Regions from separate parts of the Homo sapiens genome. Here regions 1, 3, 4, 5, 6 and 7 are each linked to region 2. A link is a loop called in an ENCODE intact Hi-C map of the cell type or tissue named here. Cell type or tissue: heart right ventricle. All regions are shown on one strand. Region 1 overlaps BCR (BCR activator of RhoGEF and GTPase). Region 2 holds the start of PCAT14 (prostate cancer associated transcript 14). Region 3 holds the start of LINC02556 (long intergenic non-protein coding RNA 2556). Region 4 has its middle 72 kb from the start of IGLL5. Region 5 has its middle 7.9 kb from the start of SLC2A11. Region 6 holds the start of LOC107985554 (a long non-coding RNA gene). Region 7 overlaps BCR (BCR activator of RhoGEF and GTPase).

What was found. Hi-C counts contacts between places; a loop is a spot of excess contacts. Peaks named below come from ENCODE experiments on the same cell type or tissue, not always from the same donor. Only the 100,000 strongest peaks of a DNase experiment are listed, where the experiment ranks them.
Region 1: a loop joins it to region 2, with 3 times the contacts of the local background. A loop is called at or near these places in 47 of 110 quality-filtered maps.
Region 3: it touches region 2 in a loop (5-fold over the local background); 44 of 110 quality-filtered maps call a loop at or near these places.
Region 4: a loop joins it to region 2, with 7 times the contacts of the local background. A loop is called at or near these places in 6 of 110 quality-filtered maps.
Region 5: a loop joins it to region 2, with 8 times the contacts of the local background. A loop is called at or near these places in 80 of 110 quality-filtered maps.
Region 6: it touches region 2 in a loop (2.4-fold over the local background); 20 of 110 quality-filtered maps call a loop at or near these places.
Region 7: a loop joins it to region 2, with 7 times the contacts of the local background. A loop is called at or near these places in 53 of 110 quality-filtered maps.

What each region holds. Positions count from the first base shown.
Region 1 is chr22:23,304,576-23,308,575 of GRCh38, reverse strand. The region is part of intron 16 of BCR (BCR activator of RhoGEF and GTPase); the gene reads right to left. Among named protein-coding and RNA genes, the nearest start is that of LINC02556, 20 kb to the left of the region's middle. In heart right ventricle, no CTCF peak of the experiment used is centred here; DNase peaks (open chromatin) are centred at 1,891 and 2,475; H3K27ac peaks cover 2,451 bases.
Region 2 is chr22:23,537,382-23,541,381 of GRCh38, reverse strand. LOC124900476 (endogenous retrovirus group K member 5 Gag polyprotein-like) reads right to left here. Exons shown (of 2, transcript XM_047441690.1): 2 at 1-2,621. The coding sequence starts at 2,508. The coding sequence ends at 637. It overlaps PCAT14 (prostate cancer associated transcript 14), which reads right to left and starts at 3,280. Exons shown (of 4, transcript NR_109832.1): 1 at 3,058-3,280; 2 at 2,544-2,621. RefSeq lists enhancers at 1,466-1,760, 1,486-1,780, 2,468-3,082 and a silencer at 2,966-3,260. In heart right ventricle, a CTCF peak has its summit at 1,605; a DNase peak (open chromatin) is centred at 1,611; H3K27ac peaks cover 399 bases; H3K27me3 peaks cover 289 bases.
Region 3 is chr22:23,323,440-23,327,439 of GRCh38, reverse strand. It overlaps LINC02556 (long intergenic non-protein coding RNA 2556), which reads right to left and starts at 824. Exons shown (of 2, transcript NR_149133.1): 1 at 649-824. In heart right ventricle, no CTCF peak of the experiment used is centred here; no DNase peak of the experiment used is centred here.
Region 4 is chr22:22,957,433-22,961,432 of GRCh38, reverse strand. No RefSeq gene overlaps it. Among named protein-coding and RNA genes, the nearest start is that of IGLL5, 72 kb to the right of the region's middle. In heart right ventricle, a CTCF peak has its summit at 2,054 (motif pointing left); a DNase peak (open chromatin) is centred at 2,042; H3K27ac peaks cover 2,004 bases; H3K27me3 peaks cover 702 bases.
Region 5 is chr22:23,847,929-23,851,928 of GRCh38, reverse strand. No RefSeq gene overlaps it. Among named protein-coding and RNA genes, the nearest start is that of SLC2A11, 7.9 kb to the left of the region's middle. RefSeq lists enhancers at 1,882-2,637, 2,638-3,393, 3,394-4,000. In heart right ventricle, a CTCF peak has its summit at 2,213 (motif pointing right); a DNase peak (open chromatin) is centred at 2,218; H3K4me3 peaks cover 781 bases.
Region 6 is chr22:23,288,960-23,292,959 of GRCh38, reverse strand. BCR (BCR activator of RhoGEF and GTPase) reads right to left here. Exons shown (of 23, transcript NM_004327.4): 13 at 3,339-3,443; 14 at 2,547-2,621; 15 at 322-419. LOC107985554 (a long non-coding RNA gene) reads left to right here and starts at 2,432. Exons shown (of 3, transcript XR_001755448.2): 1 at 2,432-2,746. RefSeq lists an enhancer at 548-727. In heart right ventricle, CTCF peaks have their summits at 2,086 and 2,297 (motif pointing right); a DNase peak (open chromatin) is centred at 2,322.
Region 7 is chr22:23,313,565-23,317,564 of GRCh38, reverse strand. BCR (BCR activator of RhoGEF and GTPase) reads right to left here. Exons shown (of 23, transcript NM_004327.4): 21 at 3,492-3,597; 22 at 2,851-3,013; 23 at 1-2,132. The coding sequence ends at 2,043. It also overlaps the pseudogene POM121L11P. Among named protein-coding and RNA genes, the nearest start is that of LINC02556, 11 kb to the left of the region's middle. RefSeq lists a silencer at 1,779-1,898 and enhancers at 1,649-1,943, 3,080-3,581. In heart right ventricle, a CTCF peak has its summit at 1,843 (motif pointing left); a DNase peak (open chromatin) is centred at 1,814; H3K27ac peaks cover 881 bases.

The DNA.
Region 1 (4,000 bases), 230 kb after region 2:
CCCAGCACTTTGAGAGGCTGAGGTGGGCGGATCACGAGGTCGGGAGGTTGAGACCATCCTGGCTAACATGGTGAAACCCTGTCCCTACTAAAAATACAACAAATTAGCTGGGCGTGGTGGTGGGCGTCTGTAGTCCCAGCTACTTGGGAGGCTGAGGCAGGAGAATGGTGTGAACTCAGGAGGTGGAGGTTGCAGTGAGCCAAGATGGCGCCACTGCACTCCAGCCTGGGCGACACAGCAAGACTTCGTCTCAAAAATAAAAGCAAAAACAAAAAAAACACCTCCCTGGGTTCCACCTGCAGAGAACTGACTCATAATCTGAGTGGGACCTGGGATTTACACAGCTAGAAACCCCAGGTAGTTCTGGAGTGAAGCCAGGTCACGGAGCCACCGTCTGACTCCATAGAAGGCCACTGCATCTGGCCTTGTGTTTCCATCCCTTGATTCAGGTGATGGTTCACTTCAGCCACAAGGCAAGCTGCCTAACAGCAGGGACCACACCTCATGATGTCTGCACACATTCACATGCGTGCACATATACATACACACACACGACGGTGCTGAGCACAGTGCCAGGCCTAGAGAGGGGCTGAGGACAGGCATCATTTCCACTGCAAGGGACCCTAGCGGCTACAGCCACCTGGGCCTTCTGCAGGTGAAGTGGCCAGAAAATAAGAAGCTCTGGAGCAGGTCAAGGAGCCCAGCCAGCTGCCCCCCTACTTCACAGGTGTGTGCACCTGGGCCTCCCTCCCTGCACCTGCTCAGCACGAAGGCTCACCACAGGCACACCTGGGGGTTGACCCCTTCTCACCTCCCCTTCTAGGTCCTACTGGTTAACGTTTCCCAAGGCTCTGAACTGTGCAGCCAGAGTGGCACAGAGAAGCAAAGGGCGGCGGGACGTCTCCCACCGGGGGCCATGCGGCCACAGGCTCTCATTCCGCACCTGGCCCTGAAGGTCGTCAGAGGCCACACTCCAGGCCTCAGGGACCCCACCCTGAGAAGCAGCATCTGTGAGCAGGGAGCGGTCAGTCAGAACCACACATAAAAAGGAAACTCTCAAGTGGCACTTTCCCCCGGAGTGAACCCTAAGCAGAGGCAGGAGAGGACAACATGAGGGATGCGGACAGAGTGCGCTTTCTCTGGAAAGGAGGAGTTTATACCACTGCTGGGAGCTTTAAAAAATGGAAACCCTGCCTGTGATATCAGCACTTTGAAAGGCCGAGGCAGGAGGATCACTTGAGCCCATGAGTTTAAGACCAGCCTGGGCAATATAGTGAGACCCTGTCTCTATAAAAAAAAAATTTTCAAAAGCATTAGCCAAGCATGGTGGCATGTGCCTGCAGTCCCAACTGCTCGGGAGGCTGAGGTGGGGGCAACACTTGAGGCTAGAAGGTGGAGACTGCTGTGAGCCATGATCATGCCATTGCACTCCAGCCTGCGCAACAAAGCGAGAGACCCTGGCTCTACTAACCAACCAAGTAACTGGAAACACAGAAACATGTTAAGCAGGAGACATTCTTACCTTTCCTTCAAAGAACAGCCATCACTGGGCCCCTCTCCCCTTGAAAACCCAGAACAGGCAGAAGCAGCTAACAAGCAACCCAGAGTCCAGGTAAGAAGAGACAGAAAGAGAAGCTGTCCAGACATCAGCGGCTGCCCCTCAAAGCCCCCCTGGAACCACGGCCCACAGGTGCTTTTCAGCAGAGGCCGCCCGGCTCCGGCCCGCCCGGCTGGGGTGGAAGTACCAAAGGAGGCCCTGCATCATGGCCAGGGTGGATGGTGACTCTTGCATGCTTGGCCTTGCTGCTCTGGGAAGCTGGTGGGGCTAAACGAGAGCTTCCAGCCTCCAAGGCCTTTTGACCAGGCTTTGAGGGAAACCCCACCCCGCAGTCTGGCTGGCCAAGGTCAAAGCTTCCCATCACCTCCGGGTTCCACTTTTTTGTGTGTGTGTGGGAAGAACACCCTCCCACCCCAGCCTATTGGTTACGGGAATTTCCAACGTGTCTCCATCTCCTCTAAAGCCCAGAAAAGCTGAGCTTCCTTCTCAAGTGGCTAGTTTCCTGTTGCCCAAGTTTGGAGACTGAGTAAAGTATGACTGGTCAGCCTGCCTTGTGCTGGAAGCAATCCAGACTGTCCAAAATCTGCACCACTCCCAGCAGGTAACCCCAATAATCAAATGCAGTGCCTCTGATGGACCCAGGGTGGAGGACACCCTGCTCAGGTCCTGCTCCCCCAGAGCTAGCTGGCTGAGCAATGTGCAGCCCTGGGTGGGGCTCCAGCCAGCGTCCACTCCCCAGCATTGGTGGTGTCCAGCGCCCACTCCAACCTGGTACTGATGCTGCCAGGAGGGCTCTTTATCGGGCCCCTCTCTGTGACTCCCAGTGACTGAAGACCAGGGTGTTGGCCTCCAGGCACTGGCTCTCACGGCGGTCCTGACTGGCAGCTCCAGTGGGAAAGGCTGTCCCAAGGCTGGCTCTGTTCCAAAGAACAGAGTGTGCGCCGCAGAGCGGAAGCCGTATAAAGAATAGCATGATAATGAGGCCTGTGCCTCAGCTCAGCCAATCCCAAACATTGCTCAAGGCTGGTACGCTCTCTCGTGCAGTTATTTAAAGCACCAGAGAAGTAAACAAGCAAAAGACTGGGGTTTGGAAAAACAGATGACCAAGGGGGAAACAGTTTTCCCTTAAGGGAAAAACCGAGGCACTCCGGATGCTGTCCAGGGTCCCCCTGGGTTGCAAGGTCTTGGTGAGGAACATGCCTGCTGCCTGGCCGGGGACTGGGCAGGCAGGGGTCTGTCTGCTCACATGCAGTGGTCTCAGGAGGATGGACCAGGTTGCTGCTCCTCTCCCCCTGGACTGGGTAAGGCAGGAGCCTTGAAAGAATGACTATGGTCAGCGGGCCTGGCAGATGGTGGCCTAGAGGTCTGCCTAGAAAACTATCGTGCACATCCATCCCAGGGAAGTGGTGGGGTGGGGGCTGAGGGAGGCCGAAGCCCAACTGGGGCAGGTGCTGTGTGCTGCCCTGAAGCATCACTGACCACTTTGCATGGTGGCTCTGCTGGGGGCCCAGCACTGCCCTGCTTGCTTTGTAGTCAGTGTGGCTGGATTGAGTCACCAATGGGCAGCCGGAGGACATCCTCTCACCCACCCTCAGCAGGGGCAGGGAGGGGGCTATGAGTAAACCTTCCAAAGGAGGAAATGCTTGTTCACTTAGCTCCTTGTAGACAACAGCTTCCTTCACGCCCATCGTCACCAGCCTGGATGGTCCAGCAGGGCAACCCCAGTTGTTCCTGTCTGGGCCCCATGTGTCTGCACTATAACCTACTCCCGGGGGTGGGTCTTTGCTGAGACCACCAGAGAACCTCTGTGTTCACCAGGAGAGAGATTACAGGCCTCCTGCTGTAGTCTATGACCACAATCTGCTCTCCTGAGATCCATCCTGCACCTTTTTTTTTTTTTTTTTAAGGCGGAGTCTCACTCTGTTGCCCAGGCTGGAGTGCAGTGGCGAGATCTCGGCTGACTGCAACCTCTGCCTCCTGGCTTCAAACCATTCTCTTGCCTCAGCCCCTGAGGAGCTGGGATTACAGGCACCTGCCACCATGCCCGGTTAATTTTTGTATTTTTAGTAGAGACGAGGTTTCACCATGTTGGTCAGGCTGGTCTTGAACTCCTGACCTAAAGCAATCCACCCAACTTGGCCTCCTAAAGTGCTGGGATTACAGGCGTAAGCCACCGCGCCTGGCCTCTATCCCACTTTTAACTCTTTGCTTCTCTTCTCTGATCCCAACCAGTCTCTAACATCACTTCAAAAGGAACACACCCTTCTCCCTTAGGATACACTATAACCAGCATCGGTGAGGATGTAGAGAAATGGGCTTTCATACATGGCCACTGGGGATGTAAGATGGTGCAGCTACTCCAGACAACGTAGGGCAGTTCCCCAAATAGTCACCTTGTTGCACAGCCCAGCAATCTTACTAGGTGTTTACTCAGTGAATGAA
Region 2 (4,000 bases):
TCTATCCTCTGAGACCTGATTAGCCCAATAAGCAGCTTTTCCTGCAGGGTTGGTACTTCCAAACCCTCCTGTTCTTTCCTTTTTGTTTTCCCCAATTTTAACATAAGGCAAAAGCAGTAATTGAGCAATTCTATCACCTGGATTGGCACTCCGGGGAACAGTGGAGCTGATCACTAACTGAATTCCCCCTTTATAATCTGAATAAATTACCCCAGTATGAATTTGGACTCCCTTCAAATTTAGACTTGATCTCCCTCAAAGGCCTACCCTCCCTTCTGGCAGCGGGCCATATACCCCTCTAGGAATCTTTTGTGGGGGCTTTCCAGGGAGTAAAAAGACCATTTGGGTGGAACATAAATCTACTGCGGTGCTGCCTGCTGTGGCGCGGGACAGCTGTTGGATTGTTGTAATTGGCTGACTCCCTGAAGTGGTGGTATTTTCTGTAGGGGTTGTTGTCCTTGAAAACCCTGAGGAACAAACAGTTTAACTGGGAATGCCCCAGTTTGTTGGGGGGCCTGAGGCTGGCCCCTCTTCCTGTTTCCAGACAATGGTTGCCCATCTTTATCAAATTTAGAATGACATTGATTGGCCCAATGTTTTGCTTTTCCACATTTTGGACACAGGCCAGATGGCTTTTTATTTTTTGCTGTTAATAGCTTGATTTATTATATTCTGTTTATTTAAGCCTGGGCAACTCCTTTTCAGATGACCGATTTGACCACAATTATAACATTTTTTCCCAAATGTTCTAACTTGTCCTCCTAGAGTGAGCCCCCTCATTGCTTGAGCCATTAGCATTGCCTTATGCATAGCTCCTCCAATCCCATCACAAGCCTTCACATATTCTGTAATTACATCAACTCCTGCTGGAACTTTTCCTTTTAATGGCTTTATGGCCGACTGACATTCTGGATTTGCATTTTCATAGGCCATTAATTCTACAATAACTTTTCGGGCATTGTCATCTGTAATAGACTTTTGAGCAGCATCTTGTAATCTTGCCACAAAGTCAGGATATGGCTCTTTAGAGCCTTGTCTAATTGAATTAATAGGGAAAGCTGTTCCTGGGTCCTGAATTTTTCCCCAGGCCCTGAGGCAAATAGCCCTTACTTGTTCAATAGCCTCATTCTGCATCACTGATTGTTGGTTAATGGTGCTCCAATTTGGACCTGTTCCTAACAATTGGTCTGCGTCTATATTAACAGTGGGCTTAGTAGCCTGATTTTTTCGTACCTGTTCTTGTACTCCATCAATCCACCAGGTTTTAAACTGTAGATACTGAGAGGATGAAAGGGAAGATTTGGCCAAAATTTCCCAGTCATAAGGAGTAAGTCTATTTCCATGAGCAATGGAATCTAATAATGTTCTTATATAAGGGGAGTTGGATCCATATTGTTTAACTCCTTCCTTTATATCTTTTAACATTTTCATGGTGAAAGGTTCACATCTAGTCTCAGCTCGGGCAGGCGCTCCTACTTGAGTCTCTTCCCCGGCCTGTACCAGTTGTAAAATTACCAGGAACCGCCATGCCTCAAGATCGCCCTGTTTTCTGGCTTCATCAATGACTGCATGCAGTGCACCACCCTGTCCACTACGTGATGCTGTAGGATTAAGTCTCACAGTGGGCGGCTGAGGATACAGCGCCGCGTCCTGTGTTGCTGGTGAATTAGACGCCATCGCTGTGGGTTGCTGGTATGGTGCCGTGCTATTTGGCACAGGACACACCGCTTGAGGTCTGTATTGAACCTCTGAAGGAGGCCGATACTGAAGCTCGGTTGGCAGCCGGTATTGATAAACTACCAGCGGTTGGGTCTTATTTTCTACCGGCTGATATTGTGGATACTGTATCTGAGTTGGCATTGCCGGGATAGAGACTCTGTCCCTTTCTACTTGATTTTCTCTTGGGGTTTGTGCTTGTCTAACCTGCGTTTGAGGTTGTAATGTTACAGGCATCTGAACCACGGGAGGAGGAGTTGATGGCGATCGTGGTTTAGGCTCTGATGGCCCCAATGATTCTGGACCTCCTTCCCCCAATTTTGATGATTCAGGGTATATTATCTCCTGTAATTGACTGTAGTCAACATTTTGCGTTGACTGAGCCATTACAGACTCTGCTACATATTTACAATGTGAACTTTCCGTTCCTTGCTGGGATTCTGTCCCTGCCTCTTCTTCACAATCTGTTACACAGCTTTTAGGGGCATCAGAAACTGAAACAATATCTTCTCCTGTTTGAAATGGTTCTAAAGTTGCTTTAATAATGGCCCAATCATTCCATACTGTAAGTGGGATGATTTTACCTTCCCTATTTGCTTGTTTTAATTCTTTGCCAATTTTTTCCCAATCTTTTAGATCTAAAGTTCCCTGTTCTGGAAACCATGGGCAGAATTGTTCTATTGTTTGAAATAGCGTAATTAGATTTTCTGTAGAAGCTCTAACTCCCCCTCTTCTTAAAAGAATTTTAATAAAGCTGAGATAAGAGGCATATTTACTTTCAGTTTGCCCCATCGTTACCCTGGGTTCCTCTAAGCACACAAGCTTACCGCAAGGCTGACCGTGGACGTACTTGGGACTCTCTCGTCAACTTGTCCTCAATGACCACACTGTAGAGTACCTTCACCCTAGAGAAAGGCACCCACATTGGGCATCAGATGAAGGGGGCCAGCCCCTCCACACCTGTGGGTATTTCTCGTCAGGAGGGATGAGAGACTGAGGAAAGAAATAAGACACAGAGACAAAGTATAGAGAAAGAACAATGGGCCCAGGGGACCAGCGCTCAGCGTACGGAGGATGTGCACCGGCCATGGTCTCTGAGTTCCCTTGGTATCTACAGATTACTATTTTCACTATCTCAGCAAGGGGAATGCGGTGGGAGAACAGGGCGATAGTGGGGAGAAGGTCAGCAGGAAAACATGTGAACAAAGGAATCTGTGTCACAAGTTCAAGGGGAGGTTCTGTGCCCAGATGTGCACATAGGCCAGATTTATGCTTCTCTCCACCCAAACATCTCAGTGTAGCAAAGAGTAACAGAGCAGCATTGCCGCTAGCATATCTCACCTCCAGCCACAGGGTGGTTTTCTTCTCTCAGAATAGAAGGAATGTACTATCGGGTTTTACACCAAGACATTCCATTCCCAAGGACATGCAGGAGACGGAGGCCTTCCTCTTATCTCAACTGCAAGAGGCCTTCCCCTTTTACTAATCCTCCTCAGCACAGACCCTTTACGGGTGTCGGGCTGGGGGACGGTCAGGTCTTTCCCTTCCCACGAGGCCGTATCTCAGGCTGTCTCAGTGGGGGGAAGCCTTGGACAATACCCAGGCTTTCTCGGGCAGAGGTCCCTGTGGCTTTCCGCAGTGCATCGTGCCCCTGATTAATGGAGAATGGAGAATGGCGATGACTTTTACCAAGCATACTGCCTGTAAACACATTGTTAACAAGGCACATCCTGTACAGCCCTTGATCCCTTAAACCTTGATTCCATACAGCACATGTTTCTTTGAGCACAGGGTTGGGGCTACAGTTACAGGTTAACAGCAGGTCAAGGCAAAATAATTTTTCTTAGTACAGCTCAAAATGGAGTTTATGTCTTCCTTTTCTACATAGACACAGTAACAGTGTGATCTCTCTTTCTTTTCCCTACACAAACAGCCGCGTGGCCCAGCCAGGTCCATCCCCTTGGCAAAGTCCCGCTGGGTCCCGGGTGCTGGGGTCCTGCCCTGTTCGGCTGTGGTGAAAACGCCTCCTTCTCTCTGGGTCCCCAGAGAAAACCCCTGCTCTCTCCACTCTGCAGCCTCAATTACAAAGACGAACACACATACGCCCCACAGATGTGCACACACACACACATACACACACAGCAGGAGCTGCGGGAGGAAGCCAGGCAGCCAGCGGGGACCCGGGAGGGTGGAAACACCACAAGAACCAGGGGCTGGTTTTCTTTTATTGTATTAAATAGTTAGGCAGACAGTAGGAGAAATACACAAGGAAAGGCCAGGTGCC
Region 3 (4,000 bases), 210 kb after region 2:
AAGGCAAGAGGAACCCTTGAACCCAGGAGTTCAAGGCTACGGTGAGCTGTGATCACCTCTCCAGCCTGGGTGATAGGGTGAGACCCAGTCTCTGAAAACAATTAAAAATAAAAAAAGTTGAATAATGAGTCTTCTTCTTAGAGGCAATGTATTTTTCCTCTTTAACTTTTTGTTTTCCTTAGGCTATATGCACAATAGACAAAGTTGAAATTTAATCTTAATCTCGTAAACCCTTACTGTCCAAACACATCAAACTCAAAAAAAAAAAAAAAAAGACAAAAACAAAAAAGGTGAAAGGTGTACAAGAGAAAAAAGGGAAGTAATCTGTGCCAAATGTACATTCCTTCCACAATTTGGGACAAAAATGATGCCTACCTGGTCTCTGGGTGCCAAAATAAGACATTAGAGACACTCCCCTCCTTCAAGAAATAAAATTGGAATCAGACACTAAGATACAATTAAACAGACTTTGAAAGTTGGTACGCACTACTGGGAGGTGTCTCACAGCTGGCAGGGTCAACTGCAACTAGAAGAAAAGCTCCTAAGGGCAGAAACTAAGTGGCTCACTTCCTCTGTAACACTGCCGTGCCCAGCACTGTACCAGCACCCCAGCAGAGTCAACAACTTTCCGTCAAGCCACACACTTACGGTCTCATCGTCCAGTGGAGGCCGCAGACGAGACATAGTGTGCCAAATCCCAAATGCACAGGGTGCCAGACAAGTCTGCGGGAGGCAGGAGGACTAGGGAAGCCTTCCAGGAAAGGTGATGCCTGAGCTGAGTTGTTTTTCTTTTGAGTTTGGAACATTAATTTAATCAGAGGAAAACAAGGGACATGGAAAGGGCAAGGAAATAAGAAAATGAGCTGAGTTTTGAAGGCAATGATCAGATGAAGTGAGAGAAGAATATTCCAGCAGAGGGAGACAAGGAGACTGCAGAGATTTCAAGGGGCCAAGAGCTGTTCGGTGCAGCTCAGTGAAGCACCTAAACAGAGGTGGGGGAAGGAGAACAGGGGTCAAAGCCCAGTATTGAAGTGTTCTGGATACCAAGCTAAGGAGACCTTATTACGAAGGTACTGGGGTTGCTGAAGGGTTTAAATGGGAGAGTGATTGTGAACAGATTAATAGTTTGGAAAGATACAGGCAGAAGTAAACCTCTGGATTTAACCAAAAAATAAAGGACAGAACCACAATGAAGATGTTGGAAAAGATCAGGAAAAACACTGTTAAAAGATATTCACTCTCGGGGCCGGGCGCTGTGGCTCACGCCTTAAATCCCGGCACTTTGGTAGGCCGAGGCGGGCTGATCACGAGGTCAGGAGATCGAGACCATCCTGGCTAACACGGTCAAACCCCGTCTCTACTAAAAATACAAAAAATTAGCAGGGTGTGGTGGCGGGCGCCTGTAGTCCCAACTACTCCAGAGGCTGAGGCAGGAGAATGGCGTGAACCCGGTAGGCGGAGCTTGCGGTGAGCCGAGATCAGGCCACTGGAATCCAGCCTGGGCGACAGAGGGAGACTCCATCTCAAAAACAAACAAACAAAAAGAAGATATTCACTCTCTTATTTACGGATTTTCTTTATGGAGTTACCAAATTATCCTTTGAAAATTGAGAATTCAGAAGTGGCTGAGAGCAGTCAGTCACTCTTCAGAATGTAAAAACTACTATTCTGAAGTAGATATTACATTATTAATTTCCTTTCAAGATGCTTTAAAAATGAGCCTTTTGATACACCGCAGGTTTTTAAAGAGTATGTCACAATAACTAAATCTTACTTGAAATTAACAGAAGAAGAGCACTATAAATTTTAAAGGCTTCACAGACACAGGGATCATCTGTTATGTTCACTTTGGAACAGATCATAATTGTCCCTCCTCCTCAACATACCCAAAATACGTTGTTTAAGGCTACTTTCTTAATGGTCATGTTATTTCACAGCAAAAGACTGGGGTCACAATGATATCTGAGCTGACAGAAAACCCCATGGGGGTTTTTACCTCGCAGCTAGTCTATTCAGTACTAACAATTCCAACCACCAGAAGGAATTTCCCTGCCTAGGCTTATTTTGTTGGCACAACACAAAAAAATCTCCTGGGGCCGAGTGAGGGGGTTTGTGCCTGTAATCCCAGCACTTTGGGGGTTGAGGCGGGCGGATCATCTGAGGTCGGGAGTTCCAGACCATCCTGACCAACATGGAGAAACACTGTCTCTACTAAAAATACAGAATTAGCCAGGAGTGGTGGCACATGCCTGTAATCCAGCTACCTGGGAGGCTGAGGCAGGAGAATCGCTTGAACCTGGGAGGCAGAGGTTGCGGTGAGCCGAGATCATGCCATTAGACTCCAGCCTGGGCAACAAGAGCGAAACTCTGTCTCAAAATAAAATATCTCCTGACATTTTATATCTAATAAGAAAAGATCTATTTAACAATGATCAGAATAGGAACATCTTTAATACCAGGCAAACTTAAAAGCTTTCTCAGTGGATTTCTCAGTAGACTGTGACAAATGACCTCAAAATAAACTCATATTTACTCTTAAGAAATAATTTGTATTTGAATCTTCTTAACAACAAAAGCCCCAGGAACTTTTTCCTGAACTCCCAAACAATAGCAGCAAAACGAGATTCTCGGCTCTCTTTATTTTTACAAATCACAATAAGATAACTAACCTTGTATTTGCTATTATTTACATTTACTGTATATCACCATTTACTATCACCATCATTTCATAAAAGATGCTTTATTTTAACACCAAGAAAGCAGGACTTTTTTTTTTTTTTTTTAGAAAGGATAGTCCTTTAATCGAACAAATTTAATTGTATAAAAGACTCCCAATATTGTCCTTTTTTTTTCTTATTTCTGTTCCCTTACTGAGCTGAGCAGTTTGCATAATACCACACACAAGTTAGTCATGTGATTTAAATATGTATATGATAGTAATTTTGATACTATCACTTAAGTCATTCGAAATATCAGATGCACTGTGTGTCAAGTCAGTTATAGAGAACCACTGCTTCAGAGAAATCACATCTGAGGAGGAAACACTGCAGATACACCCCCTAAAAGTTCACCTTTGAAACAGAAATTTTGATACAAACTTCACTTTAACTACAACTGTAATTGTAATTATTACAGTTATTCTCCACTCACTAGATACTGTACTTGACACTCACGTTATTTGGTTGGCTACCAACGTGCACCTGTGATAAAGCTTTCCTATGGCACAACATTCACTTTCTTACTGAAAATGTCAAGAAAACCCCTACACACCTGCAACCATTAGGAAGCATTCTCCAGCTATCAAAAAAGTCACTGAATCGGCTAAGCGACTCTGTGTGGTATACACTAAATCAAAGGGGAAAAGGTGTTTTTTTGGAGGAAAAAAATACTGGATCAGCCATTTATTCATAGAAACAATTTTACCCACAACAATACTTCTCCTTTCACTATATACCCTTCTATATTGGTTTGGTTATTGTATAACATACATGTATATTGTTATGGCTGGGGATTTTTTTTTCTTTTTTGAGACGGAGTCTCATTCTGTCGCCCAGGCTGGAGTGCAGTGGCAAGACCTCAGTTCACTGCACCCTCCGCCTCCTAAGTGATTCTCCTGCCTTGGCCTCCCGAGCCTCTGGGATCACAAGCGTGTGCCACCATGCCTGGCTAATTTTTATATTTTTTGTAGAGACCGGGTTTCACCATGTTGTTATTGAACTCCTGACCTCAGGTGATCTGCCCTTCTCGGCCTCCCAAACTACTGAGATTACAGGCGGGAGCCACTGAGCTCGACCTTGTTATGTCTGGTTTTTGTTTTGTTTTTTTGAGATGGAGTCTTGCTCTGTCACCCAGGATGGAGTACAGTGGCACGATCTTGGCTCACTGCAACCTCTGCCTCCCGGGTTCAAGCAATTCTCCTGCCTCACCCACCTCAGTAGCTGGGATTACAGGCACGCGCCAATATGCCCAGCTAATTTTTGTATTTTTAGTAGAGACAGGA
Region 4 (4,000 bases), 580 kb after region 2:
TCTTAAGTTGTGTTCTGGTACACAGTTAAATTATTTTGAAACAGTTTAATCTATCCCCAGCTTTCTTTTAACATTTTTACATGAGACCACAACAGCATTAAGTCTATGGTTAATTTTGTCCACAGATCAGGAAGACTCCTCTGAGTACTCTACCTGATGCTTAATGAATTATGAGATTTTCTGTACTTGTTGATGAGGTCAGGCATTATTTTCAGCCCTGAATTTTCTCTGGGGATTGTTCTGTTCAATGCTTTTGGGTAGTCTTTTTCTTGGCCTCAGGTACATTCCTCATATGCATACACTGATCACTACTCAGTATAATACTTACACTCTCGTATTTGCAGAGTTCTCTTTCTGTTAAGCTCCCTCCTCTTTGGTACTCTGCCCTATGAACTCCAGCGGCCTGGGATCCCAAGCAGCTCTGTTTCTTCAACTCGGGGAGGCCAGTGGGCTGTGGTTACGTTCTCTCCTCCTTGAGCCTCAGACTGGAAACTCTCCATGCAGTAATCTGGGGCAATCGTGGGGCTCATCTTATTCATTTCTCATCTCTTATAAACCACTATCTTTCATTGCCTGATGTCCAGTGACTTAAATATTTTGTGTTGTTTTTAAAATTATTCCAGGCCTAAAAATAAATCCAGCTCCTGTTACTCCATGTTGACCAGAATGTATAATTGTTATTGCTGTTTTTTTTCTTTAAAAAACACCTTTATTGAGATGACTTATCCAATTAAACTGAGGCTCATTTGCAGGGATAGTTTTTGAGGTCAGTGTTTGAGGTTTGCTTTGACCCCAAGAGGTCTGTTTTTAGCCATGTCTTTTCCTGGTTCTCTCTGATAAACTAGCTGGCCTATGGTCTAGTTTATGTCACTAATGAACTTACCAGTTTCCTCTCAATTGCTTTTTGCCCAAGCTTCATTGTTTTGAAAGTCCCCTTAATGTTGAACTTTGTACTCATTTGCAAATAAAGTCAGTTCATTCGGGAAGGGCTTTAGAGCTCTCTATGTCCTGCCTTTCCTCTTGGGGAAATGTTTCAGGAGCTTTTGGCTATGGCTCTGGGGCTGGGTGGGGACAGTGGTAGGTAGCTACTTTCTGAGTGACACCCCTGCTTTAGGAGGTGGGTGCTTATTGGAGAGTCTATTGTATTCCCAGCTTGCTTCTCATAGCATGGAACCTCTACTTTACAAATGAGCTGGTTGATGGTGCCAGTATTCTCAGTGTGTTGCACCCAAGGCAGGGCTTTTGTCCCACAAGTAGGGGCTGAGCAAAAGAAGAGAGCCTCAACCGATTACTACAATCACCTGGAATTTAGTCTCTGCAACAGGTAGCTGGGGTGGGAAGAAAAATGCTGATGGATTTTCCTTCTTGGGAAAATACCATAGCCCTTGACTGGGAGCTGGGTGGAGACAGTGCTGTGTCCTTGGCTGTACCCACCTGGAGTGGAGTTTCTGTCACATTTTGCTGGCAGTGGGAGGAATGGAGCAGGTCGTGGTTGAAATGCCACAGACCCTCCCATTTCTTGCCAGGTTTTAATAGATGTTCTTGAATTAAATGTTTTTTTATTTGCTGTATGCCCTAAGGCCATTTCTAGAGACTTTAAATAAATACATATATCTTAAATATTTTATACACACACACAATTGCCCATTCTGGAAGTGGAAGTCCCCCGTCTCCACCCCCAGGAGGTTTTCAACACTCTAGATGTGGATGCCCAGCTGACCGCTCACTCTGCCTCCCACTGCAGGAAGACTCAAGGATAGATGCCCCAGTGAGTCAACCTCCTAGCTTCTTTTCAAATTCAAACAATCTTTTCTCTAGCCACACCTTGGTTCATAGGCTAAAACCCTTGTTACTTGGATTTGACCTTTTTGAGAATTTTTGGAGCGTGCACAGTCTTGTTGAACCCTAATGCAACCAAGTAGTTGTGTAGTTCTCTTCTAGGGTCAGATTCACTCTCATCAGATAATGTGTGGACCCGGGAAACAAATTATCTGTACATGCTGGCCGTCTCCCTGCATTTCCGCCACCTGGTGGGCAATTTTCACATGGACTGCCTTGAATCTGGATTATATTTGGTGGTCTCTGGCACCCTCCGGTGATGAGATATTTTAGCCCTGTGTTTTGTGGTAGTTTGACCGTATTTCATTTGTGATGAAGTGATTTTTGACCTGTATAACTGCTTTACAAGGAAACACACTTGGAGCTTGTTCACTGAGGGGCTGGAATAGTCAATCTGCATCCATGTCCACAGGCTGTTGGCTGGCATTTCTTCGGTGATGAGTCTGGTTTAGCCTCATTGTGAGAACATGCAAGGTGTGTGCATCCCTGGGTCTCTAGTTTAGTGTTCCTTCCAGGTCTTGGGCACCTATCCCAGCAGATCTTGGTGGCAATCATGAAGGATATCCTGGGGACATCACAACATAGTCCTCTCCCAGTTTTGCTGGCCAGCAGTGAAAAGACCGAGAGGCTGCTTTCGGGTCTTGTTTTTACAACTAGACCTTCGAAAGACATAAAGCATCTGTGTCCCTGCTTTGTAAGGTTCCAATCACCCCAGATCTTTTTCTTCATCCCCATGAGCAGTGGGGGGTCACGTTAACAATTTGGATCCAGTTATTCTCAGCAGCTAATGTCCTTCCAGCAGAGAGGGCGGACGCTGGGACTGTCCCATCATCGATGTTCCTCCAGCTCAGCCATCTTCTGGCTGCTGGACCAGATTGTCTGACTTTATTACCCAAGGGCTGAAAGGCTTATTGTCCCTGTGGCCACTTGGAAGCTTATGATCTTTGACTCCTGAGCTGTATTCTGTCATCCATTTAGCATAATATAGCGATCAGTCCAAGGACTCCAGTTCCTTATTTTACTTGTGAAGGATCATTTAGAAAAAAAATTCAACCTCCTTAGCAGTAGTTTGTCCTGGAATGTTGGTTTTATTAATAATTACTGTGGGTTACACCTCCCCTGCCTTCTCACCTTCTTTGAGGTTTCCCACATGAAAACCCCTGACACTGACTGAGGGATGGTCAGATTTTTAAAAATGTGACATTGGGGTTTTGAGGACCAGCATTCACGTCCATCCTGTATGAGGCCATCCTTGAAGTCAGAAGTTTTCCACTCTGAACCATCATTAGAGGAGTCATCGCTATGGTGACATGATGGTTTTCTCTCTTTCCATGAACTTGGAGATGGGGAATTATTTGAAAAGATAGAGAGCTGAGTGTCCAACCTCACTCTGGTCATATGACGTCTCTAGGGGAGCAAAGGCTAAAGGAAATTGGTTTCCTCCTTGCTGTGCAATGCACTAGCTTTTGGACACATGGCTGTCCTGTCACTTTTTACTGGAGCTAGGCCCGAGGCATTTGCAGGAGTGTAATTTATTTGGCCCCAAGCTGTGACACGTTCTGGGTCCACCGGAAATTCTTGATTTCTTTTATACTCTGCTGGGCGGGCTTCTCTAGGGTACTTATTCTAGGAATAAATCTCACGAATCTTTGTGGGCTTTGAAGTCCACATTGCTCCTTGGAGAGGAGAGAGCATCTGCATCCATTCTTTGCTCACCCACCACCCCCGAAGTGGCCATTCCAAAGAAAGCTGCCTGTGTTCTCACTGGCTGATATCTATCCCCATTTTAACCTGATTTAGATGGGGCTGACCAGCATTTATGGTTTGGTCACAACGCTTGCCTTCTGCAGTTCCCTGTGGCAGCTGACTGTTTGCATTCTGCAAGATGAATGCCTGAAGGCTTCATTTGACTTCATTTGATTGAAGGTCTATCATAGTAGCAGTTCGGAGATGACCTTCATTTCCATGCCATCTTTTGATGCTGAGATATTGTGTCAACCAGGGTAGACTCAGGAGGCAAACCACACCAGTAATTTGAACAGGGATTTTTTCAGAGTTGTTAAACTATAAAGAGTGGTGAGCTCATGAAAAGGATAAAGCAGGACTGTACAACGTTCATGAGTAGCAGATTCAGAAAGCAGCTACCGACTCACGCGGAGTG
Region 5 (4,000 bases), 310 kb before region 2:
GGTTTGGCCTGTAGTCCCAGCTACTCAGGAGGCTGAGGCATGAGGATCACTTGAGCCCAGGAGGCAGAACTTGCAGTGAGCCGAGATCGTGCCACTACACTCCAACCTGGGCGACAGAGTGAAACTCCGTCTCAAAAAAAAAAAAGATATGAACAAGGAATTTACAGAAGAGGAAACTGAAATGACCAAAAAACCTAATTAAAAGATAGCTACATTAGTAATCAGGAAATGCAAATTAAATCCACATCAGCATATTGGTTCCCACTCAACAGACTAACAGCTTAATTCTGGCAATACCAAGTGGTGGTGTTGATCAGCTGGAACACCCACGTACTATTGATGAAAATATCAGTTGGAACTAGGTGTGGTGGCTCATGCCTGTAATCCCACCACTTTAGGAGGCCAAAATAGGAGGATCATTTGAGGCTGAAGTTTCAAACCAGCCTAGGCAATGTGGTGAGACCCTGTCTCTATAATTTATTTTTTTTAATTAGCTGGGCACAGTGGCACACCACACAGCTGTGGTCCCAGTTACTTAGGAGGTTGAGGTGGGAAAAAAAGCTTGAGCCCAGGAGGTCAAGGCTGCAGTGAGCCATGTTCACACCACTGCACTCCAGCCTGAGTGACAGACTAAGACCCTATCTCAAAAAAAGGAAGGAAGGAATGAAGGAAGGAAGGAAGGAAAAATGTAAATCAGTGCAATGACTCTGGAGAGCAATTTGGGCAGATGAAGGAAGTTGAAGTTCACATACCTCTCCCACCCAGCAATTCCACTCCTGGGTTTACCTTGGAGAAACTCTTAATCCCATGCTCAGGAACTGTTCACAAATGCAGCATCTTTTGTACCATAGGAAAATTGGAAACTATCCAAATGTCAATCATGCAAAAAAAGGAGATATAAGCTGTAGAATACCATAGAATACCATGCATCAGTGAAAATCAGTGGACTAGACTAGAGGAACGGTATCAACATGTGTGAATCACAACGCTGCATGAACAAAGTTGCAGAAAGATGCCTACACTATTATGCCTGTATATTGTTTGGAAATATACAAAACCGTACCTAATGTGTGTAGGAATATATATGTCTACATAGTAAAAGCCTGGGGGCGAGCCTGGGGATAAGTCCCAAATTTAGAACTGGGTTTAACCTTGAATCCAAGACCCTGCCAGACTGGATCCTGACCTGGCCACCATTAACAATACCTGGCTGCCCCTTGATTCTCCTTGAAATGCCTCTTGGATGCCCTAAAGCCACCCCCATCTCGTTGGAGACAGGTCCCCATGTGTGGGCTCCCCAGACATTAATTATTATCCTTTGGCCAGGAAGCTCTAGGTTTCGCCTCAGCAAACATTGACTGGGAGTTTAACCTTGGGCATGTGAAAGTCATATCTGTATTTGTAGCAGCCTGGTGCTCACATCCGTCCTGTGCAGTGCTAGGTGCAACCACCCATATGTGGATGTCAGCCTCATTTACGAGGGGAGTCCCTGAGGCTCTGTGAGGCCAAGCCGGTGCCCGCACCAGCCCTACAGCCCGGCTGGCAGAGCTGGTCTTCCTCACATTGCCAAGGGAGGAGCGCAGCTCAAACTAAAAACAATCAATACAGGCCGGGCGCGGTGGCTCCTGCCTGTTATCGCAGCACTGCGGAAGGCTGAGGCAGGCGGATCAACTGAGGTCTGCCTGGTGAAACCTCATCTCTACCAAAAATACAAAGATTAGCCGGGTGTGTGGTGGGCGCCTGTAATCTTAGCTACTGGGGAGGCTGAGGCAGGAGGCTTGCTTGAGCCGGGGAGGCAGAGGTTGCAGTGAGCCAAGATCGTGCCACTGAACTCCAGCGTGAGCGACAGAGCGAAACTCCGTCTCAAAAATAAATAAATAAATATTTAAAAATAAATAAATAAAAACAATCAATCCAGCGAAGCCCGCTGGTGATACTGACTCCCACCCGGCCCGTACCCCACCCGGGAGCCCACCGGCTCTTCCAGCGGGGTGCCTCCGTGTCCCTGAACTGTCTTAGAAAATGCCTGTTACCTGGGCCTAGGGAGGCAGGGCCCAGCGTTGGGGACATCCCAGGGATTCCGTCTCCTGGTGGAGACTTTCCCAGCCCTCGGGGAATGAATGGGCTCACCGCGCCCGGGTCCCGCCCCCGTTCAGCTTCTTCCCCGCAGGCTTTTCGGGATTTCCCCGACGCCGCCCAGACCGGCTCCGGCCGCGAGGGGGCGACAGAGCCCGGGCTCTGCGGAACCCAGCACCAGCGATTGCCGCCGACTCGCGAAGGTTCAGTGGTGGCGGTGACACAAAGGAGGCCTGCGCCCAGGCGCCGCTGGGTAGGGGGCACTTCATCTGGGGAGGCTCCCCTTTCTGCCTTGCCCTCCCTGCCCCTCAGCTCTTGGGCGCTCCAGTCCTGGCCGTTGTACCGAGTTGCAGCCTCCTGCCCTGCGCCACCCGCCCCGGTGCGATTTCACTTGCCCTGTCCTCACATCCAGCCGCGCGGGGCCGGGTGGGCCAGGACCCTGGGGAGCTGAGAAGCCTGACGCCAGTCCCATCCGGCCTCGGCCCGCCTGCGTGGCTCTCCTCTCTGCTCCATGCGGGGTGGGACAGGTGCCTCCTACCTGGAGCCAAGGCTCAGGCAGCAGCAGGCCCGGTCCATCCCTGGGGATGAGTGAGGGGTGCAGGGCACGGCTGACTGCGGGGACCTAGCGTTCCTGAGCACCTCACTGCTAGTGGGCTGAGCAGCTCTAGGCCAGCCTGTTGGCCTCTCTGAGCCTCGGTTTCCTCATCTGTCAGTGGGCTTGAGAGCGCTGTAGCACGGAGGACTGTAACACGGTTCAAGGCTACCCAGAGGCCATTCCTCCCTGCAGCCTTTCCTATTGCCCCCACGTGGGTGGGCATCTCTGTCCTACACCAGGGGCCTCCTGCGGGGGAGAGGGAGGAGGTCAGGAGGCCTGATGATCACTGAAGCCTCTGCCCCCGGGGTTCAAGCGATTCTCCTGCCTCAGCCTCCCGACTTGCTGGGATTACAGGCGTGAGCCAACATGCCCGGCTAATTTTTGTATTTTTAGTAGAGACGAGGTTTCACCATGTTGGCCAGGCTAGTCTCGAACTCCTGACCTCAGGTTATCTGCCCACCTTGGCCTCCCAAAGCACTGCGATTACACGCGAGAGCCACCGCGCCCAGCCAACACAGGGCCTTTTTTGATCCCGCAGTTGTCCCAGACAGACCCTAACCTCAGATGGGTGCACTGGGGGGCTGCAGCCTAGCTGGACAACCTCACTCAAGGTTGGCGACAGGGTGCAGGGGTGCAGACAGGCAGGTCCTGCAAACTACCCAAAGGCCTGCTTCTTCCTCCTCAGAGCTGGCATCCACTCCGGTTCTGGGTCTCATTTCCAGCGTAATGGCTCAAAGACAAAGAAAGAAAGAAAACAAGCCCCAACCCCACAACCAGCTGAGGCGGCCCCTCCTGGCCACCCTTTGATGTTTGAGGACTGAACAATGGGGCTGATTGCAGATGAGAGATTTGAAGCCATCTTAATTAGAAGGAAAGAATGTCCTCGTGGTCGGCTGTTCTAAAAATACAGCTGTGCCCACATCTGGAGGGAAAGGGTGGGGGCCTGGGAGGTGGGGACGGTGGTTAGGCCAGAGTCTGAAGCACTGATGCCTGCATTCCTTGGGGCGGAGGGGGCCTCTAAGCAGGGCCTCTTGGAAGGGGGTGGGGAGATGCCACAGCAGCCAGTCCGCTGTGGCTGGACCACCTTCTGCAGGTTTGGGATGCGCAAGCAGTGGGACAGGTGTGCCTTCCTGCGTCTGCCCTCACCAAGGAAGCCCTCCCCGTGCCGCAGCCTCGGTTTTCTCTTCTCTCCAACGGGGCAACCAAATTGGTCATTTGTTTGCATTTCAAATACTCACTTTGCGACCTAATCTTGCATTTGTTTTGCATTTTTTTTTTTTTTTGAGACAGAGTTTCACTCTTGTTGCCCAGGCTGGAGTGCAATGGCAC
Region 6 (4,000 bases), 250 kb after region 2:
AAAAACACTATGGAAACCTACCAAGTAAACATAAGCGCTAACAAAGGCAGACAAAAAGCCTTTTTAAGTCTCTTTCCAAACACTTCTCCAGCAAAATAGGTGGCTTCTTTGTGATGACAGGGATGGGTAAGGTTTTCAGGAACAAGGAGATAAAATCTCTTGGACACGTCACCTACTGGCCCCCCAGGAGATTCCTGGAATTCAGCAGCACTGCCTTCGGGGGAAGCCCTCAGGGAGCCCCTGAAGGTTTAGATTATCTCCAGTGGAAAATATCCTGTGCCCCACCTGGCAGGCTGGGCCCTTGTGGAATCAGTTCCTCACCTCGTTCCAGTTTGGCTCAGCTGTGTCCCTGTAGACGCGCGTCTTTGCTTTATTCACAAAATACCCAAAGGAATCCACCTCCAGGGTGCAGTACAGATCTGTGGGGAGAAGTGGACATGGAGAAGGTCACAGGTCTTTTCCACATCACCCACATGGTCTGTAAGAGCAGGTGTTATTTGCAGAATCAGAAAAAATAAAAATAAAAAAAAAAGGTTGTAACTTTCTTTTTAAAAATTAAACACCTAATTGTGGTCTGGCGTGAACACCAGCACCTCATGCGATGCCCCTGCCCGCTCTGTGGAATTTCCCTGGGTGCGGCTGGGAAACGGGACTTCCCACAACATTCGTTCACTCAGTCGATCCACAAACCCCAGCTAAAGCCCCTACGATGAGAAGGGCCCTGCACTGGTGGGGACAGAGAGGTGTACACGCCATTGTTACACAGTGATGCCACAGCAGAGGGCAGCCATCCTGGGGGATGTGGGAAGCCCCTACAATCAGAGCAGACCCCGCTGTACTATGGGGCAAAGAGTTAAGGCAAAGGGGACTCCAGGCCACTGTGGGGCACAGGAAGCAGCTCAGTGCTGGAGAAGTCGTGGGGTGCAGGGGGAAGGGAGGGAGGCGAGGCCTGGAGAAGAGTGGGCTGGGCTGTGGGCGGTAAGTTGCAGGGTGGGGTTTGCATTTTAGAAAAACTACCTGAGACTGGGGATGGAGAGGCCTGGTAGTGGGGACCCTTTCTGCAGGGATATCCAGAGCTACAAAGACCAGGGAGGAGGCCACAGCCAGGGCCTGGCCAGGCAGCCAGAGATGACTAAGAAGCCTCACTGATGGAGAATGGCATTTAACGGAGGGAGAGCAGACCACGGTTTCTGGCTTGGCCATGCGGGTGGATGGTGGTGCCCCTCAAAGGGACAGGACATAAGAGGAACAAGTTTGGGGTCCATGAATAATAGGTTTGGTTTGGGGATGCAAGGTTGAGTGCACGGGGCAAGGAAGAGATAGAAAGAAAGGTAACAGGGAGGCAAGGAGAGACAAGCCCGGGACCACGGGGCAGCGTAGGGTGTCACGCTGTATTGCTCACAGACAGGACCCGGGAGGAGATGCAGGGATGCAGGGAGGCCCACGAGGGAAACACCAGCGTTTATGAGGCAGCCAGAGACAGGGGCCCAGGAGAAAGATTATGTTATGAAGGTGCAATCTGCATGTCATGTAATTCATCCATTCCAAGTGTAGGGTTTAAAGAATTTTAGGAAATGTAAATGTGAGCGCAAACAGCACCACAGTCTTTTCACGACACTGCTCTCACCTAAAAAGTCCCCCTTGGGTTCATCTGCAGTTAGTCCTCTCTCCCAACCCCATTCCCCAACAATCCCTGGTAAGCTTTCTGTCTCCACATTTTGCTGTTTCTAGGAACTTTTTTTTTTTTTTTTTGAGGCGGAGTCTTGCTCTGTCGCCCAGGCTGGAATGCAGTGGCACAAGCTCGGCTCACTGCAACCTCCGCCTCCTGGGTTCAAGCGATTCTCTTCCCTCAGCCTCCCAAGCAGTTGTGATTACAGGTGCCCACTGCCTAGCCCGGCTAATCTTTGTATTTTTAGTAGACACAGGGTTTCACCATGTTGGTCAGGCTGGTCTCCAACTCCTGAGCTCAAGCGATCCACCTGCCTCAGCCTCCCAAAGTGCTGGGATTACAGGCATGAGCCACTGCGCCCGGCCTCGAGAAACTTACACAGTGCAACTCATGTGTTACCAGCCTTCACTGTTCTGACAGCTCCAGTAGCTGGGGGAGACCCCCACTTAGAGGGAAAGGAAAAAAAAAGTAGTATCCATCCAGCTCGACAGAGCAGCCAAATCTGCTCTGCTGTGGGGTGAAGGTGCACTGCTGACAGCCCTCCTGGCTTGGACCCCACACTCCCGGGCACCCCTGGGGATGTCTGTCAAAGTCCTTGCCAAACCCCTGCAATTACTCGATCCACCTGCAGGGGGCAGCTCACCAGCTCCCAGGATCTGAGACAGGCTAGGGGAGAGGGCAGAGGCCACTCCGGGAAAAACAATTCCACACCCAGAAGGCATCAACCAGCACAAACACTCCACAGCGGCCAGGGTCAAAGGTGTCCCGTGGTCATCTGAACAACCTCCCTGTTTCCCCACACCCTGCCCGATGAGTCCTTCCTGGGTGGAGACCCTGGCTCGGCCGCTGCAACCCTCCTCCCCAAACCAGTACTTACTTGAACTCTGCTTAAATCCAGTGGCTGAGTGGACGATGACATTCAGAAACCCATAGAGCCCCGGAGACTCATCATCTGCGCAAGAGATCAAAGAGGTCAGCTTCTGTTGTCCCGGGAAAGGGAGGCAGGTGACAAGCTAACTCTGCTTCAAAATCAACCATCCGGTGGACACTGTGTGGCTGCCATCTGCCTGGCACAAGGTAAGCCAGTGTCATGGGCCAAAAACATACTCATCATGATTTCTGTCTTGGGGATCTCAGGATCCAGCTGGTTTCACAATACAGGCAAACCAGTGACTCGAAGTGTAATAAGGTTCCAAGGACAGCAGAGGGGGTCGGGGTGATGTGGGATGTGGGTGGGGTGTGTGTGGACACATGTGCATAGCGTATGCTGTGTGTGTGACTGAGCATATGTGCAACAGTGAATGCAAAACAGCTTGACCAAAAGTGCCGGCTGGCAGGTAGCTGGAGGAGAGGAGGGCTGGGAGGACGGGAGTGGGGCCAGATCCAAGGCACAGAGCATCTGAGGAGCGTCTGCTGCAGCCTTGTGACTAGGAACAGAAGCCGTGCATCTCCTCAACCACCCAGCAGCAGCCACTCAGGGAGAAACTGCTCCTAACCCACCTTGTCCACTCCTGGGAGGAGACAAGAGGCCCTAACAAGCATAGCTCTTCCTTCTGAACCAAAGTCCACTAGTCCCATCAAAAGTGCTAACAGGAAGGGGGGATCAGCCTTCAGGCTAGCTGCCTGCCCTCCCTGCAGGTGCCCTGTACACGGAAACGGGGGGGCCCACCTTCCTTATTGATGGTCAGCGGAATGCTGTGGACAGTCTGGAGTTTCACACACGAGTTGGTCAGCATCTGCAGCTCCACGGATGTCAGGGAGAAGCTTCTGAAACCTGGGAGGTTGGAAAAGAGGTGCACCAATTGGTCAATCTGCTCCTTGGCCCTCTGGCCCCTCCCACTGGACCTCCACCACACACCCTGGGGAAGGGGCACGGCAAGAACTGGTGCCAGGGCTTGGGGGCTCAGGAGAGGGCACTTGGCTCTCAAGTGCAGTGCTGGTCTGGCGGCAGAGTGAGGTGTGGCCCTGGAGAGCCCAGGCCTGGAGGAGTCTTAGCATGAGACTTACAAACACACACATCCCACGCTACCTAAGCACAGCCACAAGGCAGGTCTGAGAATGAGTGGCTGGACTGGGAGCACCTCCCTGTGAGGTCTCCCCATACAGACAGCAGCATGGCTCTGCCCGTCCTCTGCTAACACAGGCCCCCGTTTCTCCACCAGGTGAGGAAAAGGGGCTTATTTCTGGGCATAATGCTGAACAGGGAACAGAGGCTGCCACTCTGGAAATGGCTGGGGCTCCTATGTTATGACAGGAAACCCTGGGACACAAGCACTGGCAGGGCTGCCCGGAGATCCTTGATCCCCCAGGCCACGGTGGCATTGGGGGCCG
Region 7 (4,000 bases), 220 kb after region 2:
AATTGGCACAGACATTGATAGACTGGTTTCCAGTTTCAAGGTAACAGATGCACATCATGAGACCAGAGGAGGCAGAGACAAGGCTGGATTTGGCTTTTCTAAGCAACACGTGTTCCTGCGCAGGGCTGAATGGTCGCTGAGACAGAGATGGAAGCCAGGACAAGGGAGCCCACCGGGCCCAGATAGGTACAGAGAGCAGAGGCTCCTGTTCTGTCCTCGCCACCCACGACGGTGACACTGCTTGTAAATGGTGGCTGTGCTCTCCCAGCAAGAAAAAAGCACAACTAAATCCACACTGCACACAGACGCAGACAGAAAGCCTTCAAGTGGCTGTTTTCTGCTCCCTGCCTTGCCAGGTCCACAAGCAGAGAGGAGTGTCAGGCGCATGGCCCCACTGTCAGGCTCCCTAGTGAGCTGCGGGTTCAGCAGGAGCTGCCCACTGACACACAGGGGACACCCACTCCTCCCACCTTGGGAGCGGGTGCCAGACAGAGCCGCACTGGGTGCTGGTGTCATCCAGGGACCCCACACACTTCCTTAAATGTGATCCTGCTTCCCTCTGGGCAGCTGCATCCTCTCCTCCTGCAGGACCGTGTGGAAACTTGGCTCTCAGTTTGCTCTCCCTTCTCTCCTCTGCCTGCCCCAAGCCCCTCTTTCTAAAAAAGTGATGGAATATTCATGGGGTTATTTCTTGAAAATACTTGGCGGTCTCCATGCTTCTGTTTTCTTTGAGCCAGGTGGTCAGGAGGGTTTACAAAGAATGCCTGGGCTCCCCCGCAGGTGTCGGCAGATGGGGTAGCGAATGGTCCTGTGCCTCCACCTGCTCCGGGAGGGAGTCTCCCGTCTCTAGGCCTGGCCCCTTCCTAACCCTCCACGTATCCTGTTCTCCAGAGACTTCAGAACCCACTCCTGAGAACAGCGGAGCCAGGCGCTTAGAGGAAGACCAAATGCTGCCAGGACACGGATTGTCCAGGGATTACATTCCAGCATCTTATTAGGTATCTGGATCTGTTCGGAAAAAAATTAGAAACTATGTATAAAACTTACAAATATTCAAGTATCAAAAGGTTATTTAGGATGAAAGTTTTAAAACAAGTCATCAGCAAGCTGCTGCCACCAAGTGGAGACTTATACAAAAGTTGAGCGAGTCCACTGAGCTGAGAGGACAGAAATGAAGTCACCTGTGCTGGGGCAGGGGCAGGGACACTGGGGGCAGGGAGTGTGTGGGCAGAGAAGCCAGAGAAGTCCAGGCCTGTGGAAGCCAAACAGGAGAGCGTGGGCCGGAAGGGCGGTCAGGATCGGGGGACGAGGTCGCTCTCCCTGGAGAACGAACCCTAAAGTGCGTAGCCTGGGGTTCCCTCCCTGGGGGTCCTGTCCCCTGACATTTCACAGGCCTTCTGAGCTGCCTTCCAAGGAGGACTAACATGGCAACAAAAGACCCATTTCTGCACAAAAATCCTTCTGGAAAGAAAAAGAAAGCCAAGAATGGAGTCAAAACGCTACCCAGTGCTGACTAAGCCTCTCAAACCCTGTTAGAAGTGGAGTGTGGTTTCTAAGTCAGGGAAATGGAAGAGGCCCCACCCACACAGGGACAGGGCCACGGCCCCCACAGGATGAAGCAGCAGCGTTTATTCAAGATACAACAGTGAGGGAATCCAGTCACGTTCCCTTCTCCCCAGAGAGGGCGCATCTTGACAAGTGATCCAGTAGAAATCTTTTAGACTCTAAGTTAAGTTCATAAAAACCACTCCCTTCACCCTGTCTCCCAGGGCCAGGCCTGGACTCCGAGATGAACTGGCTTGGGGCGCCCTCAGGTGGCCACATAAAAAACCACAGTCTGAGGCCAGCCTGGGGCTCCCAGACCTGGGCGGGATCTTTCCAGGCCACCTGTCCTTCGGCTTTGGGTCGCTGTCTCTTGGCAGATGGCCCAACACTTGGGGGTGGCCCAAGGACACCTCAGGAAGGTTCCCGCTCTACGGATGGCCCGATTAGCCAGAGGTTTCCAGGCCATCTGTCCGCCTCCAGGAGATGGACTGGGACCTTTAGACTTCGGTGGAGAACAGGATGCTCTGTCTCTTGCTGTCCGGGGCAGGGATGGCCTCCAGCTGCAGGAAGTACAGCAGCACCTGGACCTGCCCGGGCAGAGTAGGGAAGAGAAGAGTGGCTCAGAGCGGGGCTCACAGCTGCTGGTGGGAGGTCTTTGGGGCCCAAGCCTCCAAGTCCATCTCAGGTGCTGGGGACCCCTGCTGGTGTCATGAACCCCTTACAGTGAGATGGGGGTGGGGTGGGGTCCTGACAAGGCATGACTTGTTGGGTGGGGGGTGGTTATTTATTTTAGAGATGCACAGGGCCTTGCTCTGTCCCCCAGGCTGGAGTACAGTGGCTCCATCATGGATCACTGCAGCCTCTAACTCCTGGGCTCAAGAAATCCTCCTGTGTCAGCCTCCCAGATACCTAGGATTACAGATGTGTGCCACAATGCCTGGCTAATTTTTCTTTTTATTTTTTCTAGAGATGGGGTTTGCCACATTGCCCAGACTGGTTTCAAACACCTGGGATTGGTTATCCTGCCTTGGCCTCCCAAAGTGCTGGGATTACAGGCATGAGCCACCACACCCGAACACTTGAGGTAGTTTTAAGCTTCCAGCAAAGTGCACTAGCAGGACCAGGAGGTGGCCTGGGCCCCCACTATCACTCCCATCCATGCAGACCTAGGCAAGTCCCTCTCTGTGAATGTTGGCCACACCACATACAATGCAAGTAAGAAGATGGGCAGGACTGGGGGTGGGGCAGGCAGAGGCCACCTCTGTCAGGTCAGGGTTGCATGGGCTGGAGCCTGTCTTCCCATACCTGGGACATGACCTCCAAGGACCAGCTGTCAGTCATGGTGATAGGCTGGCTGGGGTTGGCAGGGAGCTTGCTCTCCTTCTCGGAGGGCCGGAGCAGCGTGGGGCCAAAGACCGTGGCGAGGTTGTGCAGGGACATCTTATTGACTGCCTCCTTCTCTGCCACCCTGTAGAGGACCAAAGCAGCGGGTGCTGTTTCAACGCCACCCCCAGGAGAGAGGCAGAGGGGCTGGGCTGTGCTGGAGTTCTCAGGAAGGGAGTGACCTCGACCCTGGCTGTGCTGCAAGCTGACTCCAGCCCTGGTACTTCTGGGTCTCAGTGGCCCAGGACAAGGAGCCAGCTCTGGGCTGGTGGGGAGGTCTCCTACTTGATGTGACTCGGAGGGAAGAGGGGGGTCCAAGTGCACTGCTGGCCACGGCCAAAGCTCTGAGCTCTTTTTTAAGGCCACAGTGCAGAGAGAGGAGGGTGGCAAAGAAGAGAGGCTGGGGCAGGGGTGGCAGTGGCACTAGTCGCCAAAGGCAGTGAGTGACTGCAGACAAGGGTCAGGAGAAAAGGTCCTCGGTGTTGGGGGTCTAGTGGGAGCAGAGGGGCACTCTGCGGCCTGGGGACCTGGAGCCCTGGGCTGCCATGGGAGAGCTGGGCTACCTTTTCAGGTGGTCCAGAAGGAAAAGGAAGGTGAGCAGGTTGGCCTCCGGCAGGGACAGCAGCAGGTTGAGCATGCAGCTCTCCTTTGCAACCGGGTCTGAAAGAGCTGCAGAAGGCGGTGGGTTACTCCTTGGGGTCACAACGAGCCAGAGACCTCTCCCGAGGTGTTCACATGGAGCACCTGGGGCTTGTGTCCCTGCACAGCCCAGGCTCGTCATCATCCTCAGTCTCACAGCTCTGGCCCCCATTGAGGACCCTGTGAGGGGCACCTGTGTGGGGTGTGAACCACCTGAACGCCTTTTCTCTACCTCGCAGGGGTCAGCAGCACCCGGCAAACAGCAGCAGGAGGAGCCGCTAGAGCAGCTGCTCATGGGCAGAGCTGCCCTTGGACAACTCCTGCCACCACCCCCTCCCCAGAGGAGCCCAAGGCAGGGGAGGCTCAGCATGGAATGAAACAGGGGAGTGAGGAACACAAGGAGGTGGGAAGTGGGAGGGTCCCAGCCCCACCA